Regions from separate parts of the Homo sapiens genome. Here region 1 is linked to region 2. Evidence: read pairs that join two places in POLR2A ChIA-PET (ENCODE). Cell type or tissue: MCF 10A. All regions are shown on one strand. Each heading gives the region's core, and the rest is flanking DNA. Links, peaks and the distances in the headings are about the cores only. Region 1 overlaps VSNL1 (visinin like 1). Region 2 holds the start of VSNL1 (visinin like 1).

The links. ChIA-PET counts read pairs that join two places held together with the same protein. Peaks named below come from ENCODE experiments on the same cell type or tissue, not always from the same donor. Only the 100,000 strongest peaks of a DNase experiment are listed, where the experiment ranks them.
Region 1: POLR2A ChIA-PET joins it to region 2 with 48 read pairs; 6 of 35 experiments call an interaction of 5 or more read pairs at or near these places.

The regions. Positions count from the first base shown.
Region 1 is chr2:17,586,338-17,595,082 of GRCh38, reverse strand. VSNL1 (visinin like 1) reads right to left here. Exons shown (of 4, transcript NM_003385.5): 2 at 2,847-3,013. The coding sequence starts at 3,008. Among named protein-coding and RNA genes, the nearest start is that of VSNL1, 50 kb to the right of the region's middle. RefSeq lists an enhancer at 4,289-5,226. In MCF 10A, for the core only: no CTCF peak of the experiment used is centred there; DNase peaks (open chromatin) are centred at 4,372, 5,482 and 6,852.
Region 2 is chr2:17,535,010-17,543,754 of GRCh38, reverse strand. It overlaps VSNL1 (visinin like 1), which reads right to left and starts at 3,059. Exons shown (of 4, transcript NM_003385.5): 1 at 2,837-3,059. It also overlaps a transcript of RAD51AP2 not described here. RefSeq lists enhancers at 1-333, 4,635-4,754. In MCF 10A, for the core only: no CTCF peak of the experiment used is centred there; DNase peaks (open chromatin) are centred at 3,194, 3,974 and 4,604.

The DNA of each region.
Region 1 (8,745 bases), core at 192-8,191, 51 kb before region 2:
CCAGCAGCTGTATGGTGGATGGGCTGGAGGGTGTTAATGAGGAGCTGCCCTGGGAGTTTGGCTGAGAGGCAGAGCTATGTGCTGCAGTGGGAGTCAGCATTCCTGTCTTTGAAGTCTGTTCCACATTCAGTTTGTGTTGCTGGGCAAATTGCCTCATTTCTCTAAACCTCAGTTTTAAATGCTTTTAAAAATATATCTGCTGAAGGAGTTCCTTCACATTTGGAATGCAAGGGCTTTTAAAGTTGGGAGACTGTGGCCCCTGGCCTTGCAGCGGAGCCACTCCCATTATCCTGCTCCTCCTTAAACACTCATCAGAACTTGTTTTTTAGCAACCGAGTTGACTTCCTCCTGGAAAGGGAAACGGGTCTGGTAGCAAGAGGGGATGTGCCAGGTTGACTGCACACACAGGAGGGCAGAGGCTGCAGTCAGCTTTGCTCCCTCAGTTGCATCCCAAGATGCCTCAATCTCTGCACCAAAGATAGAAGGAATCACTGAATGTGCCCATTCACCAGGATAATGACCGTGTCTTGCTGAATATTTGCATTTTTTTCCAGAAACATTAAAAGAAGCTTTTTCTCATCAGCCCATCTTCTGGGCCTATTACATAATCCACATCTTTTTCCAGGCTTCTCCTTTCCAGCTTATCAGATCCGCCTTTCTTTTTTCTGTGTACGTGGCATATTTCTGCTGCGGTTTTTTTCTGTCCTTGGACAACTCTAGAAGGAGAAAAAGACTGCCTGCTTTCTATTTGATATAAGAGTACAGGCAGAGTTGGAATAAGAGTTTGCCAAAAATATAGACCTAAGTTCAGAAAGTCATATATTCCCCTCCTGGAATAAAAAACCCACTCTAGGAGTGAGATGGGGAGGTGGGAGATGATTTTGGTGCATATATATCAGTTGTACCATAAAACGCCAAGGCATGCTTAATGTTTACATGACCCCTCACCTTGAGGCTGGTGCTTTTTCAGTGCTACATACTTCCAGTGTGTAAATAAAATACCTCATTTCCTGCATTTCAACTATTTCTTCAAAGGCAATACCCCTCTCATTTTAAACAAATAGTGAGGAACGTGGCACACGGTGCTCTCTTAATCATAGGGTGACAGCTTGCATGGCCTTTAGTGATATGAAAGTGACTTTGAAAAACCTTGTTTGTCTGTACTTTCTTTGTGGTTGAGAATAGAGAGAGTTCCAAGGCATGGACTAGCCCCTAGGTGATAAAATAGAAGACATGACATTGAAAACTAGGGAGAGTAGTATGGTTATCTAGGAAATACATACTATCCCACTTCTCTGCAAAAGCAATAGACATCAATTGAGTAATAGATGCACTTTCTCAGCACTTCTATAGAAAAGATCTTGGCATGCTAATAATTGATTACCCAGATCTTCTTAGAAATGTCACAGTGATCGTATAAAATGCACACTACTTATTCTGTTGATTAGTGAGCTTTTAATGATGCAATAAACACTTGCAACAGTTATGACTTTGAACACAATATATATCTAACCACATGGCCATACCCCCAATTTCATCCCTTGGTCTTCCCCACTTGAAGTAACTTTTCGTTTGAATCTTGGGTTCATCACTTCCCTGCTTTTCTTTTTATATGATTTTATTGCATTTATTGGTAATCCTATAAAACACATTTTTAAAAATTTCTATTTCCTTTAGAATCTTTTGAGACTTGCTTTTTTAATATCTTAGTGTTGTTACAGTTCAAGTATTTTGACTGCTATATAATGTTATATTGTTCAAATATACCACTGTTTATTTTCCACTTTCCCTTTGATGGGCACTTGGGTTGTTTCCCAGTTTTACCATTGTGAATAGTGCAGCTATGAGTATTCTTACACATGCCCCTTCTTGTACAGTACAAGAATGGAATTGCTGGATCATAGGTTATAGAAAATGTTCAGCTTCAGCACATAATGATAATGCTTAATATTTTATTCAATCATTTCACATACACATATATACATCTGGGTGATTCAATATTGCTCAAATCAACATTTGCTAATTAAATGATATAAAGCAATATTTTTCTATTTGGTATTTTAATCAGAAAAAGTTTTAAAAATGTATTTCTTTCACTTGTGTAACATTACATAAGTATACACGAAGTGGAATGTCTTAGATCAGCCCAATCTAGAACCAATACAACTTGTAGACTCAGACAAGCCAAAACAATACCACTGCAGTAGAAATTGTACCTTTTATGGGACTGTTCTGTGTAATGTTCAGGGAAAGTTTAGCTTCTGAGTAGTGTACAGTGTTGAGTTATTGTCTATGTTGTAGACATTGCTGACCAGAGATACGCTACACTCCCCCACCCCTTTTCTAAATGTTCTGTTGTGGGAATCTGGGTTCTTATCTGGATACAGGAGTATCTTTTCTGGTAAAAAAAAAAAAAAAAAAAAAAAAAAAAAAAAAAAAAAAGAGAGAGAGAGAGAAAAAGCCCTCTTGTGTACTTTTTCTTTAACTGGGAGAAGTACATATACCTTTAACAGGCCAAATAATGCTGTAATTAGCAAACTGTCAATAATTATCAGCAAACACTCTTCTCTGAGCTTTTTATGGTTCTTTCACCAGATGCTGTCATTCCTTGAGCTCTATTCAGTGCTTTGATTTAACAATTACTCTTTTTGTTCAGAAATTGCTTATTTTGGGAACAACATATATACATTTGCATTTTTAAATGTTAATTTTTCTTTCTGGATGGAAAACAGCCAGAGTTGAAACAAACTAGCTACTTAGAGTTATAATTCCATGTGAGGGTACAATTTCATGAAGGCCATAGTTTCTGGCCTAAGGAATAAAAACAAGGTTGAAAAACAACTTACCTTCACATAGAGCTGCTGAAATTCCTCGAGATTTAGCCTCCCACTTGGACAGTCCTTGAGAAATCCTTTGTACCACTGCTTGAGTTCATGCTCATTAAACTCTGTGCTCTTCACCAGGTCCTCCATCACTTCAGGGGCCAGTTTGCTATTCTGCTTCCCCATCCTGCCTGAAGAAAAGCAAATTAATTCAATTAGCGCTGTGGCTGTGATCATTTCAAACTTGGTTAGGAGCCAAGCTAGAGTTCTGAGCAGTCCCATGGTCGGAACTCCCTCCAGTGTGGCTGATGCATATCTTCCCAAGTCTGCCTCCTTCTACTTGGTATTCTAGAAAAATATATGAGTGAAATAGACTCTTCTGACAGTTCCAAGGGCTGTAGCATTCACTCTTTACCTCATTGTGTCATCTTTCATATGGTGTTGACTCCCAAATGGAAGGCAACCATCCCTTTTTATGCTATTCATAGTAAGCATATAGAAGTTGTTTTTCTTTTCCTTCTACAAATTACACTTTATTAACACTTGCCTCCCAGGTGTTTAACTCTACATTTAGTTTAATGGGATACTCAGTGGGATTACTGACAAGAACAATGAGAAGACTTTATAACTAAATGATCAGTAAGTGGCTTGGAATATCCAATCAGCAATATTAAGGAGTCTCAGTTGGTCTGGTTCAAGTTGGAGCTTTTTTCCCCAATAAAAACAGCTATTTCTATTAGTCACACTAATTCTCTATTTCTCCTCTCATAATTAGAAAGTTCGTACAACATTGTCTTCAGAGTTGACAAAATCTTAATGGTTTTCTTCTAGGGATTGGTTGGGGAGTTTTTGTTGATATTATTCCAGACTGCTATTATTTCTGATTTTGAGTTAAAGTAATAGTGCATAAGATAATGTTACCTATATCCATTAAGCACCAGGTTGTGTGGCCAACATCACAGCAGGGAGTAGGGAGACAGAGCAGGCTTGAGATAATTCCTGATTTTTCTTCCTGATTTGGCCAATTACTACATGTGTTACTTAGGGCAACGTTAATTAACTGCATTATCTTCAACTTATTCATTAATAAAGCAGACATAATAATGAAGCTCTTTCAGATTCATTGTGATGGCTGATTAACAAGTAAGTAGGTAAACAAAGGCCAAAAAAAATTCCAAAATTAAAATAACTGCAGGAAAATTAAAGATAATTTTAAAATTTTCCCTTTAAAGTTGCTTTATAATAAATAATAATAAGACTATTGCTAATAATAATAATAAAAGAATTAACACATAAATTAACCCCAGATTGATTTAAAAAGTCAAGTTAAACTTGAAAATTGGAAAATTTCCAGAATCTGGAAAGTGCCAGATGATCTTTCAAATTCAGTTAAAAGATACTGAGTTAGGGTTGAAGAATTAACCAAGTGAACCTAGTCCTTCACTGTGCTTGAGACAAACTCTCTTTCAAGCTGCAGGCATGTCTACACTTGCAATAGCCTGGAAGGGGTAATCTCATCACATACTTTATTGTCATGATTTTTTAACTTCTCCTAAAACAGATTCCACACCCATTGTCAGTAACCTGCCCCAACATTGGCCAATTCTTTCACTGTAATGAAACTAAGCCACTCTTGCTACTTCCAGGGAAATTTCCACTCAGCACAATCTCGGCAGCACAAAATGCAGTCAGATGATACCATTAAGATGGCCATTTACCCTCCAAACTCGTCAGCATGAGAAAAGGGCCCAGTATCAGCAACTCTTCCCTTTGTCATGGGGCTTCTCTACTTATTTTTGCTCTGAATTCAAGTTCCAAATCTCTTATAAGCAACTGTCTATTAATTATAAGTTACTGTGGAATTCCACAGCTGGGTGTGGAAATCAAGTGGGTACTCAGGTGTCAGGTTTAATTAATGTGAGTAAGAAAACTCTAATTCATGGTTATCCTGAAAATCAAAAGATGTATTATTGTGAAACCTTTCAGTACTTTACTTTGGTTTTTTGGTAGAGAATTACAAACCTTCATTCTTAAACTAGAATCTCACCTAAGAAAAATAGCTATTTAATATTGAGTGCTGGCGATGGAGAAGGCACTTAATGGAACACCTCACAAATTTCATCTCCTGCTCAGCAATCACCGAGCAATCAGGATTAGGGGAGCTCCCTGGGGCTCAGAACGCTTATGGTAACTTGTATAAGAGCATACAATTAATGCATGGCGGAGCTAGAATTTGAACCTGGATCTATAGGACTCCAATGTCCAATCATAGACTGGTGGATGAAAGACATTTCAGGAGAAGGAACAGGAAGAGCGAAAGCAGGGAGGCTTCAGAGAACTGAATCAGTGCCTAGAGGGGATGAAAAAGGATCACTTTGCCAGCCTGGCTGCCTTGTTTGGAAAAGACTTAAATTTACCAAACCACAAGCTCAGAAGTGACTTTGTATTAAAAACCACCTCCCCCAAGTGCCTTTAGAAGTTCAACAACGTATCAGCTTCTTTGTTAGGCAAGGAAGCTTGGCTTCTCCATGGGTCACTTGTGATGTCTTAAACTGTTCCAGTTGACTTTGGAGAGGGTGGTCTCTTACACACACAGGAAATATTGTCAGGACTGTGAATCACAGTTTGGAGACTCAAGTGCATAACTTCATGCTTCTTGTATGGGTCTGCACCATCACTCAGGTGTGTTGGGCAATGGTTGAATCACACAGAAAGTCAGGTTCTGGCCTGGCTCAGAATGGCATTGCCACTGCCCTCATAGGCCTCATCAGATCTTGCCTTGATTAAAGATTGGCCTCCCCACTGGGCTACCTGACTCCAACCACTCTCCTTCTGCACAGCTGCCTGAGTGAATTTCCAGAATACAAACCTCATTGATCTACTCTCTAAAAGCCTCTGTACTTCTCCTTAGTCTCCATGATGCAACCTCATCTCCTTAGCGTGGCTCAGGTCCTGCCTACTTATATCCTCGTTTTCTGCCAATCTGTCTTTTCTCATGTGTCAGTGATTATAAACTATTATAGATTCCAGGATTGCATGCTTCCACACTTCCATGGCTCTGCATATGCTGTTCTCTTCTCCTAGAATGACTTCCCCCCATTTTCTGCTCAACAGACTTCTTCCCCTTCTTTAAATAGTCTCAATTTACACACCACCTCCTCCATGAAACCTTCGTGGACTCTCCATGGCAAACTTAGGCACCCATTCTCTTAGGTATCTCCCTTTCCTTGTAAAAGCTTCCATGATCATTATGTATTTCTCTACTGGATTGTTATTATGGTTTCTTGAGAGAGAGGACTATTATTTATTTATTTTTGCCTCTTGGTAACTCCTATTAGGTGCTCAAATAATATTTCTTGAGGACATGAATAAATAAGGGGTCTGAGATATTTGGTATTTTTTTTCTGAGAAAATGTCTCATAATCTATATATAAGGAGAGTCAATGCATTCACAAGTATAAATATAAAATGCAGTTGGCAGATGGGAGAAATATTTCATTTAACTGCATGGAAAATATTCAGCCCTCCTGGAGATTGTCTTCATCATTAAAATTGAATACCTTGCAGGTGGGACCCATGTCTTTTATCTCAGTATCTTCAGTAACTGACATAAAGGTGGTGTTTAGTAATGTGTGATAAATGAATGAAAGTGTAGTTAGATTAATACTCTCCACCTATAGTCCTTTTGCTCTGGGCTGCAGTGATATGGGCCAAGCAGTATCTTTCATTATGGGACCAGCATAACAGAAAGAGTACAAACAGTACATTTTATCACATTCCCAATAAAGAGATTCCGCTACACCATATGAGGGGGAAGCAGGCTGGCTCTGTCTCTAACTTACTCTGTGATCTTGGCCAAGATCCTTTCCTTCCTAGTTACTCCATTTCCCCATTTAAAAAATGAGGAGTTGGACCAGATGATCTTTAAGGCCTTTCCAACTCTACCATTCACTGATTTCCCACATAGGTTTTGTAAATATGAAAATATGAGTCAGACCTCCTATTGGCTTGTCTCAACACATGCAGGCTCTGTGGATTCTTGACCTGAGAACCCATCAGCATTTAAGTGTTTATTACCGAAGAAGGGAGGGGACAGAAACCGGAGTGTATTACTTTTAAGCTGGGATTTCAAGCTATAATATTAAAGCCAGCCCATCCCCAAACCAAAAGAATTTCTCACTGCTTGTGTTGTCATACAGAGAAGTTCAGTGCTAGGCACAAAACAGGACTGGTGGAAGGGCTTTGATGGACAAGAGAACTTCAAATGATAGAGCCCTTGTGGAGGAAAGCACAGTTTCACTTAATGGCAAATGATGTCCAGAGAAGATGGCACTTTTGTACACTAATTTACAAAAGGCTTTTGTGCAACAACATTGACCCATATAAACTATTGACCCCTTTTTTACAGCATTAAAAACAGTATTTTTAAAAACTGTAAAAAAGAGATTATGATTGTTTCCTTTTTACTGATGAGAACTTTGAAGGCCAGAGAGATTAAGTAATTTACCCTAGCTAAACCAGCTAGTAAGGGCTTAGTAAAGAATGCATGCAGTTCTCTCGCACCCCACTGCTTTCCTAATAGAGGCCATCATCTTCTCTCACCTGCAGGATCATCTCAAAGATACTGCAACTACCTCCCAACTGGTCTTCCTGTCTTGAGTTTCGCTCATCTCTCATCCATTTCCTACCCTGTCTTGATAGCAGGTTCCAGAGCAGAAGAGGCAGAGGATTTAAGAATGCTCCTAGAAGAGGACCAGGAGAACTTCGTGGATGTGGAAAGGGCCTACAAGGGAGCCAAGAAGCACCCATGAGCATCTTTTTTCCATAAGCCCTTTGGGTATTAAAGAGGATTGAAACAAAATATATGTGTGTGTGTGTGTGTGTGTGTGTGTGTGTGTGTGTGTGTGTGTGTTGCCCTCAGCCTGTCTCTTACCTACTGTATCTAAATCCAGTCTTCCAGAACATACCAGGGTCTGCTGAGTATGAAGAGGCACACAGAACTGCATATCCAGCTCCTCCCAGGTAATCTAGCAATCAGCCTAGCTGAATCTTAGCAAGATTCATTTAAATAAAAACTGAGTGGCTGAAATGGAGCAGTCCCACCACATGTGCAAATACATAGCAGGATAAACACAGCAGTGGGAAAACAACCTTGGAAATAGGGCTGAGAGCAAAGGAAGAAAGGGCTTTAGGGGCTCAGGTTGGAGACCTGCATGTAATGCAAGTATGGAAAGAGGCTGCAATGGGCTGGTCAGTGACAGATTACTTAGGTCAGTCTTGAATAAATCTTTTCTTTGAGCCCTAGGCTCTTCACTCATATCCTGAAACAATTGCCTTTGTAGAGACTGGCCTTCTCATGCTTAGACTTCTGCCTGGAATGCCCCTTGTGCTTTTTTCCTCCATCTATCTAAACCTTACTCCTGCTGCAAGACTCCATTCCAATCCTGTTTTCTCCATGATACTTCTCTGCCAACTGTTACTACTCCTCTCTTTTCCTTGTATTTGATATTGTGGTTAATAATGACCCATGGCATAATTAACTTGACGGAATCAGGCAGAAAACTCTCTGCACAACTAAGTTTGGCAGATGTTTGTAAGAATCTTCCAGGAGAAAAGCTCTGTGCTAGGTAAGGTGGGATATAAACAGAAAGCATGGTACCAATCTTAAAGGGCTCAGACCTGGATGCAGGAGACATTTACAAGTCTTGGAATATGAAGCATGATGAAATGAATACTCATAGTAGAGAGCTACATAACACAGAGGATAGACAAACAGACAAATACTGACCAAATCAGGCACCTTCACCTGTCACCGGTCCCCAGGTGAAACCTCTTAAGCAGTCTTTCCTAAACTTGTCTGAATACAAGAATCACCCTTGGTTCTTCCTTAAAAATACAGCTTAGTGGGTTGATCCCTTGCAGG
Region 2 (8,745 bases), core at 204-8,203:
AGAAACTGCGAAAGAATAAAACAAAAGATCTGCCTGAGGAAAAGCTATGCAAATGCTTTAAAAGCTTTAAAGGATGAAAAAGCTGCACTACTCTCCTCTATAGCACAACTTCAGGTTAAACCAGTCAAGCCTTCTTCGGTCTTTCTGTCCCTTCCCTTTCCCTTCTCCGCAGGTGGCTTTATCTGGAGGATTTCCAGGAAGGCTGGAGACAGGCATCTCTAATTTGGGTTCTGCCTCCTAGGAGCCAGAGGTGAGCTGGCAAAGTCCACTCTGGAAACCCTGCAGCTTCCTCACTCCACGAAGTCCTAATCTCTGCAGCTGCAGTGGTTTTGGAGGAGGACAGATGGGGAGAAAAGTGGGAATGTAACTGCAGTGTCTTTGAAGGCTGGATTCCCTGAAGGATTTTGGGGAACACAGCAGGGAAAGATGGAAATGGGCCCTGGGCAGTTCTCAAACAGGAACTGCAGATTCTGATACGCTAGTGCTCCCGGCAAACGCCAAGGATTCCAAAGAAATTGTCTGAGATGCAGAGGAGGCCAGAAAAGCCAGACTAAACATCCAAAGAGGTGGGGATATTAGAGGTGAGGGGCAATAAAAAAGAGAGAGAAAGAGACCTTACAAGACAAAGAGAGGCAAGGAAGAGAAATGAGGTGGTATAAAAGGGACCCCTAGAGACAATTTCAAAAGATGTGCTGGAGAGCAGACAGTTATTTATTTGAAGTCTGCAGCAATGTCACTGAGACTGCTGAAAATGAAAGAGAGAAGGAAACATTTCCACTCAACATTACTTTTTAATTGTTTATTCCATAGACTAGAAGTTAATTGACTTTTCTCTACATCCATGGTTCTGGGCCTCAGTTTCCTCATCTACAAAGCAAGGGGTTTGGACTAGATACCTTACAGGGTCTCTGCCTAACTTGATCCTCTCTGTCAACCTATGAGCCAGGGACTCCAAGACCAAGCATTTATCAGTTTTGATACCTAATTCCCCCCTTTTTCCTCTACCACCCCTCTTTATCAATGCAGTGTCAACACCTGCACCATTCATCGAACTGATGCCAATGCTCAATGATGACAGGGAGTATGGCTCAATTATGACAAATGATTAGTCCTTCTGCCCTGGAGTAAGGAAAGAAGGAATAGACAAGGCAGTATGATTTATACTGTGGATTTCCAATGAGAGGTTCTTCTCGAATTTTCAATTACAAATTTCATCCATTTAAATAAATTATAAATTCCTTTGAGGGGTTCCAAATGGTTGGACTGATCAAAGGGCCAAAGAGCCCTATTTGATGGCCCCCACACCCGATTTGAGGGAAAATTTATTTCATTTCATCCCCAAAATTGGATTTGCTTATTTCGTGGAAATCCAGCACGCACTAGCCATGCTTTTTTCTCATCTTTCTGCCTCATGCCCATTCTGCCAACCTGCTTCAGTGCAGCATTTTCTGGGGTTATTAAATACCCAAGGCTTAATGAGAGTGCATTCAAAAGTAAGTTGTTCAATGATGTAGGATCACCCCCTACTCCCCCCCACCACACACACACAAACACACGTAGGCAGTTTAAATGATAGTGGGGGTAAAATGTGTTTTCACAAGAGTTTCATTTTAAATTTGTCTCAACCTGAAATTCCTTTAGAAATTAAAATAAATATTAATATGTAGAAATAAAACTCCCCAGCTTTTCTTGCCTTCAACTGGAAAGTGATACACAAATAGTATGTACTTAGTGTTCTCCACAACCACCAACAATTCTATTTTATTTTAGTTTCCAAAATACGGACAGGAGGGCAACTCTAGAAAAATGGATTCCCACTCTGGCATCTCACAGGGCACTGATCAGGCAATGCGGAGCACTCATCATTTCCACCATGCAGGGAGCATCAGCCTCTCCTCGCTCCTTCCACGTACACATTCTTGTACCCCTGAGGGTATTCATCATTCTGATTTCCACCCGGGGTTTGACCTTGCAAAGACCCTTCTTCCAGTTTCTGGGCAAGGAACAACCCATTTTAACTCAAAACACAAAACGACCTTTTATCCTTTAAAGAAATACTACCAAATGTAACACACCTTGATTTACATTTTTTAACCCCAGATTCCGGATGGCGAACACGGAATGCAAAGGCAGGTAACTAGTTTGGGTCTGACAGTCCCCATTCAGCGACCGAGCCTGTGACTCCGTTCAAAATCGACAGTGCAGTAGAGCATCTTTCCCTTTTCTGCCCATTCACCATTGTGACAAAAATCAAAGACGAAAAAAATTATCTACTCATTTCTGAATACTGAGAGAAATGTGCTCATTTTGCGCCTGACTCCGTGGATCTTAAACACTAACATCCCGCTCAGAGATCAACCATGATTTCCATACCAATCTCATCCACTCAGTTTTACTTAGCAAACACCTTTGCTGCCCTTCCACAGTGAGAAAAATGGTGCACCAATCCCACGGATGACAGGTTGCTACTCGACTGTACCCGCTCAATAGTTTTATCAGCAACCGGAAAACTTCACAATCGGTCAATTAGCTACTTAAATCTGTCTAAGACAAACTAAGAAAGCATCTCAGTTTCACCTGTCTTAAATCTAGTCTAAGACAATCCCCCAAACACGCCGCATATAAACACTCCCCCTTCCCCCACCCCCAATATTCCAAAAGATCCCCCATGGACTAAGAGCACATTCAGATCGCCAGCATTAAGCAAGGAAATTGTCCCCATGCATTTAGACGCATCTATGCAAAGCAAAGTATGTGACAATAGCCAAAGCATTTCTCTGACAGTTGGTTGCACTACACATGCAGAAATGCAACGAAGATTGTATTTTCCACTTACAGTTACAGCGCTGCGCACGGTCACTTAACGAAAATGATAAAACTCAACAGTTCTTTTTAAAAATATATATTTAATTCGGGTAAACGCTTAAGCCGTCTCTGTGTGTGGTTCTCTCTCGCTCTCTTTTTCTCTGGAGCTCTGGGCTGCTTAAATCCCTCTTGGATCGCGCCTTGCAAGCCCAGCCGCTGCCGCAACACGCTCGGGTAAATCTCTGCTGCAGATTGGGAATCCCATAGAAAACCTAGGGTCCCTGGAGCTGGATGCGCAGGCGCGCGAGCCTCCGCCTCTCCAGGCACCCCCTCCCCTTTCCTCTCTTCCCTCCCCCCAGCTCCGCAGCCCCAGCTAGGAGAACTCGGGAGCCTGTGACCAAAAGCCGCCTGGCGATGGCGCATGCTCAGTCGGAGGGGCTCGGAGTTTCCGCGGGTGGATTCCACGTCTCCAGATTTTAGCAAAAGCTCAAAAGGAAAGTATATAGGAAAAGGGAGTCCGGCTACCGGAGCAACCCGCACCTGGACGGGCGCGAGGGACTGCGGGTTACCCGGACTCGCCACGCCCAGTGGTTACCGAACCTGGGGGCTGAAGGCCGAGGCCAGAGATGGAACACGTGGAGCCGCTTTTCCCGCTGCTTTCTGTCCTAGCCGACCCCCGGCCCACCCTTTGTTAGGCTGTAAGGTGAAGGAGAAAACTGCAGAAATCTCCGAAAGAAGACTTCCCAGCAAGCTGTGAGCACGTCTACCTGGCTTACTGAAGGAACGGTTATGGTGGTCATTTTGTCATGGGCCATTTCATCAGAGGGTCTTCTGCTAGGAGTACTGGGAGCCGGGTCCTGCAGCACCCAGTGCCCCGGACAGTCTCGGTCCAGAACGGCGTTGAAAAAATGTGTGTTAAAGGGAGCTGGGATCCGAGGCTTCTTGCCCTGTGTACCCTGAGCCAAGCGCCTTCTGTATGCACTTAAGTGTTTTTAACATATGCTTTGCGTCTGGGGTGGGAGGGGGTGGGTGAAAGGGCGGGAATGAACCATTTTGCGAACCCACGTTTAAGGGCTCTGATTAGGCCATCTTATAAAGCCCCCTTTGTGTCCTTGAACAACTAACAGGTTTGCCAGCCCTCCCCCCGGCTCCCCATTGGCCTGCCAAAGCCTAGAAGGCTTGGCAAGGAGTAGTGCCCAATAAATGTTTGGTCGGTCGCTTCCCTACCAGAAAAGCAAGGAGAATTCCCAGATGTTCCCAACCAGACCAGTTTTCCTCAAGTGTGTATGTTGTACATGAACTCATTCAACAATTATTCATGGAAGCATTTGCAAAACTATTAGACATTCCTTTATGCTTTGGGAATAAGTGCGGTTAACAAAACCCCCTCCTGGGCTTTACATTCAGGTGGGAGTTTTATTTTCAAGGGAGGGAAGTTCTGGGGGCGAGATGAAGATCGAGGTTCTCCTTAAGCAGAGCGCTGTACAATTTGCACAGCGTCTTCACACACCTTATCATGTTCAGGAAAACTGTAGAGTTGACCTACCCTTCGGTGCTGGGGACACCAAGAGCGTCTCCCGTGGCAAATGAGCTCTAAATTGACAAATCTCCAGCTGCTCCTGGTTCCAAGTCGAGGAGTCCAGCTTTGAACAAACTTGAGACTACTTAAGTGGGCACCAGGAGAAACTCCGCCAGACAAGTCTGTGGCTGTCGACATGCTAAGTGAGGGCCTCAGGCAGTGATGCCTAAGCCTCATTCGCTGCCAACCTAGCCAGCCCAGAACCCAGGAACTGGCTTCCCGGGCAGGACGCCTCGGGAAGGTTGCGCAAAGGGGGAGCGCGCTCTCGGGACTCCCGGGACACCGCCCGCGGCTGTCCCCTCTCGGCAGGGCTCTTCCGCCAGTGCTGGTGACCGCGGAAACCCGGAGCGCGGAGTCGCGCGGACCACGGCGCGCGGCCCCGGCGGGCTGCGGCAGCCGAGCACGTTTAGAATCTGGCGGGCGCCAGCCCTTCGCTCTGGAGCCGCAGTGCGCACTGCGCTGCGGGGCTCCCGGGCGCGCCGGGCTGCTCCTGTTTCCTGGGACTGGCAGGGGGAGTCAGTCCTGAATAAGTCACTTTTTCTTTTTAGCTAGAAAAACGACTTTCAAAAGGCTTTCAAAATCTCGTCTTTGGTCGATTTCCCCTACTACAGCATTTTACGCTGAGTTCTAGTTTCTCTCTCGAGAACAGCCTCCGCACTGTAATCTGCATCAACCCAAAGGGTCATGATGCCATTTCTCCACTTCAACGAGATATACCTATTTATTGCACCCTGGAGGTCTCTTTCGTGGCGGTGTTCGATTTTAGATAACTTACTTGCAACTTGTGTTTAGGAAAAAATGTACACTGATACTTTAAACCATGCTCTGTTGTAGGGTACGATTGATATCGACGCGTGCGCTTTTGTAAAGTAGCTTTGTCTACGTGGGCGGGCAGATTTTTTAAAGTTCCATTTGCACTGCAGCGCTGTTTGCGTCCTAAATGCGATATTGTAATGTTTAATATCCAGCTATTATGTAGCTTTATCTTTTTCAGCTTCTAATATTTTGTTGCTGTTTAATTTTTTTGGCATGCCTTTTAGTCGAGTTGTATATACGAAGTCACAGTAAGAAAGCCAATTCTAAGACTCCTAAGGAATATTATCGTTTAAATTACAGAAGGCAAATCCCCTCTTTAGGATGGGAGAATGTACTTGAAGGGAGGAATGTGGCAGGGTCCCTCAGAAGTGAGGGAGCCCGCTGTTCCTCCTTCAGGCATTTGCGGATGGCACTGGTGATCACAAAAAAGCGGAGATTACGCTGCCGGGCGCTCCTGTGGTAGAGGGACTGGAACACTGTCCCATGTTGAGTGAAGAATGCCATCAGCTTTACCAGTTGTCCCGTTACCTAAAGCCACGTCCCCAACTCTACAACTTTCACACCCTGGATTTTTTTTGGGGGGTGGGGGGGTATAGAGGAGGAGGAGGAAGGTGCTGTAGGTAGGGGCTTGTTTCTTCCTTCCTGTGTATCTGGTAGAATCCTCAATTAACCAGAAACAACTGAAGAGCTATTTTTCTTCCTTCAGTTGCAAATTATGTTCTTTATAGAAATTTCTAGCCTTACTTCCACCTTATTTCTTCCCAGATTCAAACAAACAAACAATACCAACAGTAGATTTTCAGGTGTAAAATACTCCATGTAATATTCTCACTCGCTTTGTGACGTGGACGAATTGAAAACGGAGAATGACAGTAAAAGTGTGAAATTCCAGTAGTGTAACAGGTCTAAGCTCATAGTCCTGGGAACTCCTGGTAATATTATTTATTAGAAAATTTGTGTGTAAAATATATGAGCCAAGAAGGGTGGAACTTAAGGCATGGGGATATTTTTTAAAAATTGGAAGAAAACTTGAAAGTCATTATTAGAAAATGAAAAGAGACCGGAATTGAAGAATGGATTTATACTCGTTTATTCTTAAAGAATAATGATAGTAATTTACTTCTATGGATAGCATACCTTTATTCCAAAAGCAAAGGGTATTAATCATTACAGAAAAGGTGTGTTACGTAAGATAATTATATTACGTAAGATTTTTTTTTGTTTTTCTGAGAGAGACAGGGGTCTCGCTCTGTTGCCCAGGCTGGAGTGCAGTGGCAGGATCATAGCTTATTGTGGCCTCAAACTCCTGGGCTCAAGTGATCCTCCCGCCTCAGCTTCCCAAGTGGCTGGTACTACAGACACACACCACCACGCTTGGCTAATTTTATTATATTTTTGTAGAAACAGGTGTCTTGCCATGTTGCCCAGGCTGGTCTGAAACTCCTGGTCTTAAGCAATCCTCCTGCTTTGGCCTCCCAAAGTGCTGAGATTATAGGCATGAGCCATCTTTTCCAGTCCTATTCTGACTTTTTAAATCTTTTTTTAAAAGATGCAGATAGACCAACAAAATAAAATAACTTCCCTATAGTCAAATAGGAAGTATCTCTTAGAATACAGCCCTACAACAGTTTTTCTGACTCATAGACTGTCTCATTGTATATGTCTGTGCCCCTTCTACATGTTTTTCTAAAATACTGAAAAAAATGCAAGACCATGAAGCAGTGATTCCCATGCAGTTAATGGGTGAGTTTTAGGCCTCCTTCTGCAGAGAAGGGAATAAAAATTCTAGTTTTAATGAACTTGATTGATCATGTCTCCCAGTCCTCCTCTGATTTCACTCTGTAATCCATGACTGGATCTAAATTCAGTCTGAAAGATCACTCTGTCTGTAGACACTAATTTCCTCAAAATTTGAACAATCCACAATAAAAGTTTCATAAGGCCCTGCCAGATGAATCACCGTGAAAGATTTGAGTTTCCTGGAAGTTTCTTGGGGCCTCAGAAATAGTCATAGCAAATACAGGTAGTGTGCAGCCTCAAGAATAGAGAATACTTTATTCCATTTTCTCTTCTACTATTTGGCCTGACATATAGATTCATAGCAGTGCTCTGAAGCTGGAAATTTTTACCATTATCGTTAGTGGCAACACTCCATAAATGATGATAACAGAATTGCACTGTGCATGGCCCTGTTTCTTTTCATTCATGACTTTGTAGGTGTCTTTATTGCTAGGCTGTACTCTTTTTCAGTTGTGTGAATCGCCATTGCAGATAATATCACGGATCCATTTTGGGGGACCTCGGTAGTTGGAAATCATTGAGTCCAGAAGGGTCTTCAAAAACCCTTCTTGCCTAAAGCAGATCTTACTGACTTGTTTCTCCCTTTAATCTGTGTTTTCTTTAATCTAGAGTTTTTAATTAAACTCTCAACCTCAACAGAGATTCTTAGCATAGAAGTTAAGAGAAAATACGAACAGTGATTTCTATGCCCCCTCAGAGACAACCAACTAAAACAAAACCCACTTTTTTTTTTTTAACCAAACAGTTTAAAAATTTTATCCTGCCTGAAGGAGGAAAGAAACAGTGGGATCCCTCTTTTTTTTTTTTTTTTTTTTTTTTGGTGTTCTTACCACATATATCCTTTAGAGTTCATCTTATCATTCCTAAGGGGGTGTTCAAGAAGAGAAAGAATGATCACTGGTGTTCTTAAATCCAAACATTCACCTTACTCTCGACTTCCTCCTTTTAAAACTACCTATAGAGCATCTTCATGTTAATTTGTTACAGATGGCTCAAACTCAACATCTCCAAATGATTTTCTCCCCTGCCCCTCTGCCTCCTTGGATCTGTTCTTCCCCCTGTGCTGCCTAGCACTTTGACGATGCCCACTATCAACCCAGTCCTCTAAATTAGAAGCTTGGATGTTATCTTCAGCTTCTCCATTTCTCTAATTCCTCATCACGTCGTTAACTGAATCCCGTGAATTCCATTTTCTGAATGTCTTGCAAATTCATTCCTCACTGCCACTGTATTAGTTCAGCCTCTCATCATCTCACTCTTGGAACACGTGTTCTTTCTCATTCTCCTAACTGTTGCAAGTAAAATCGCGTCACTTCCTTGAATAAAATCATTAACTGGTTTCTCACTTTAAACAACATAAATTAAAATTCCTTAGCACAGCATGCAAGATCATTTTCTGGCTCTTGAGAGCCCCATCTCTTGCCATGTCTTTTTAGTGCTCTATGCTCAACCGTTCTGTGTTACCTGCAGTATACCAAATAGGTAATAATGTTTCACTTCTCCGCACTTATCCATATACTCTTTCCCTTTTCCTGGAAACTCATCCTTCCCTTGTCTTGCCTTTAAGGGTCTTATTAATCCTTCAAATTCAGCCAAAAAATTATTTCCCAGCAGAAGAATCTTTTCCTACCACATAGCAGACAGTTTACAGAATTGTTTTGAAGATTAACTGAGATAGTATATATGAAAATACTTAACTAGGAAGCTCTATTTAAACATAAGATACTATATAATGACAATACATC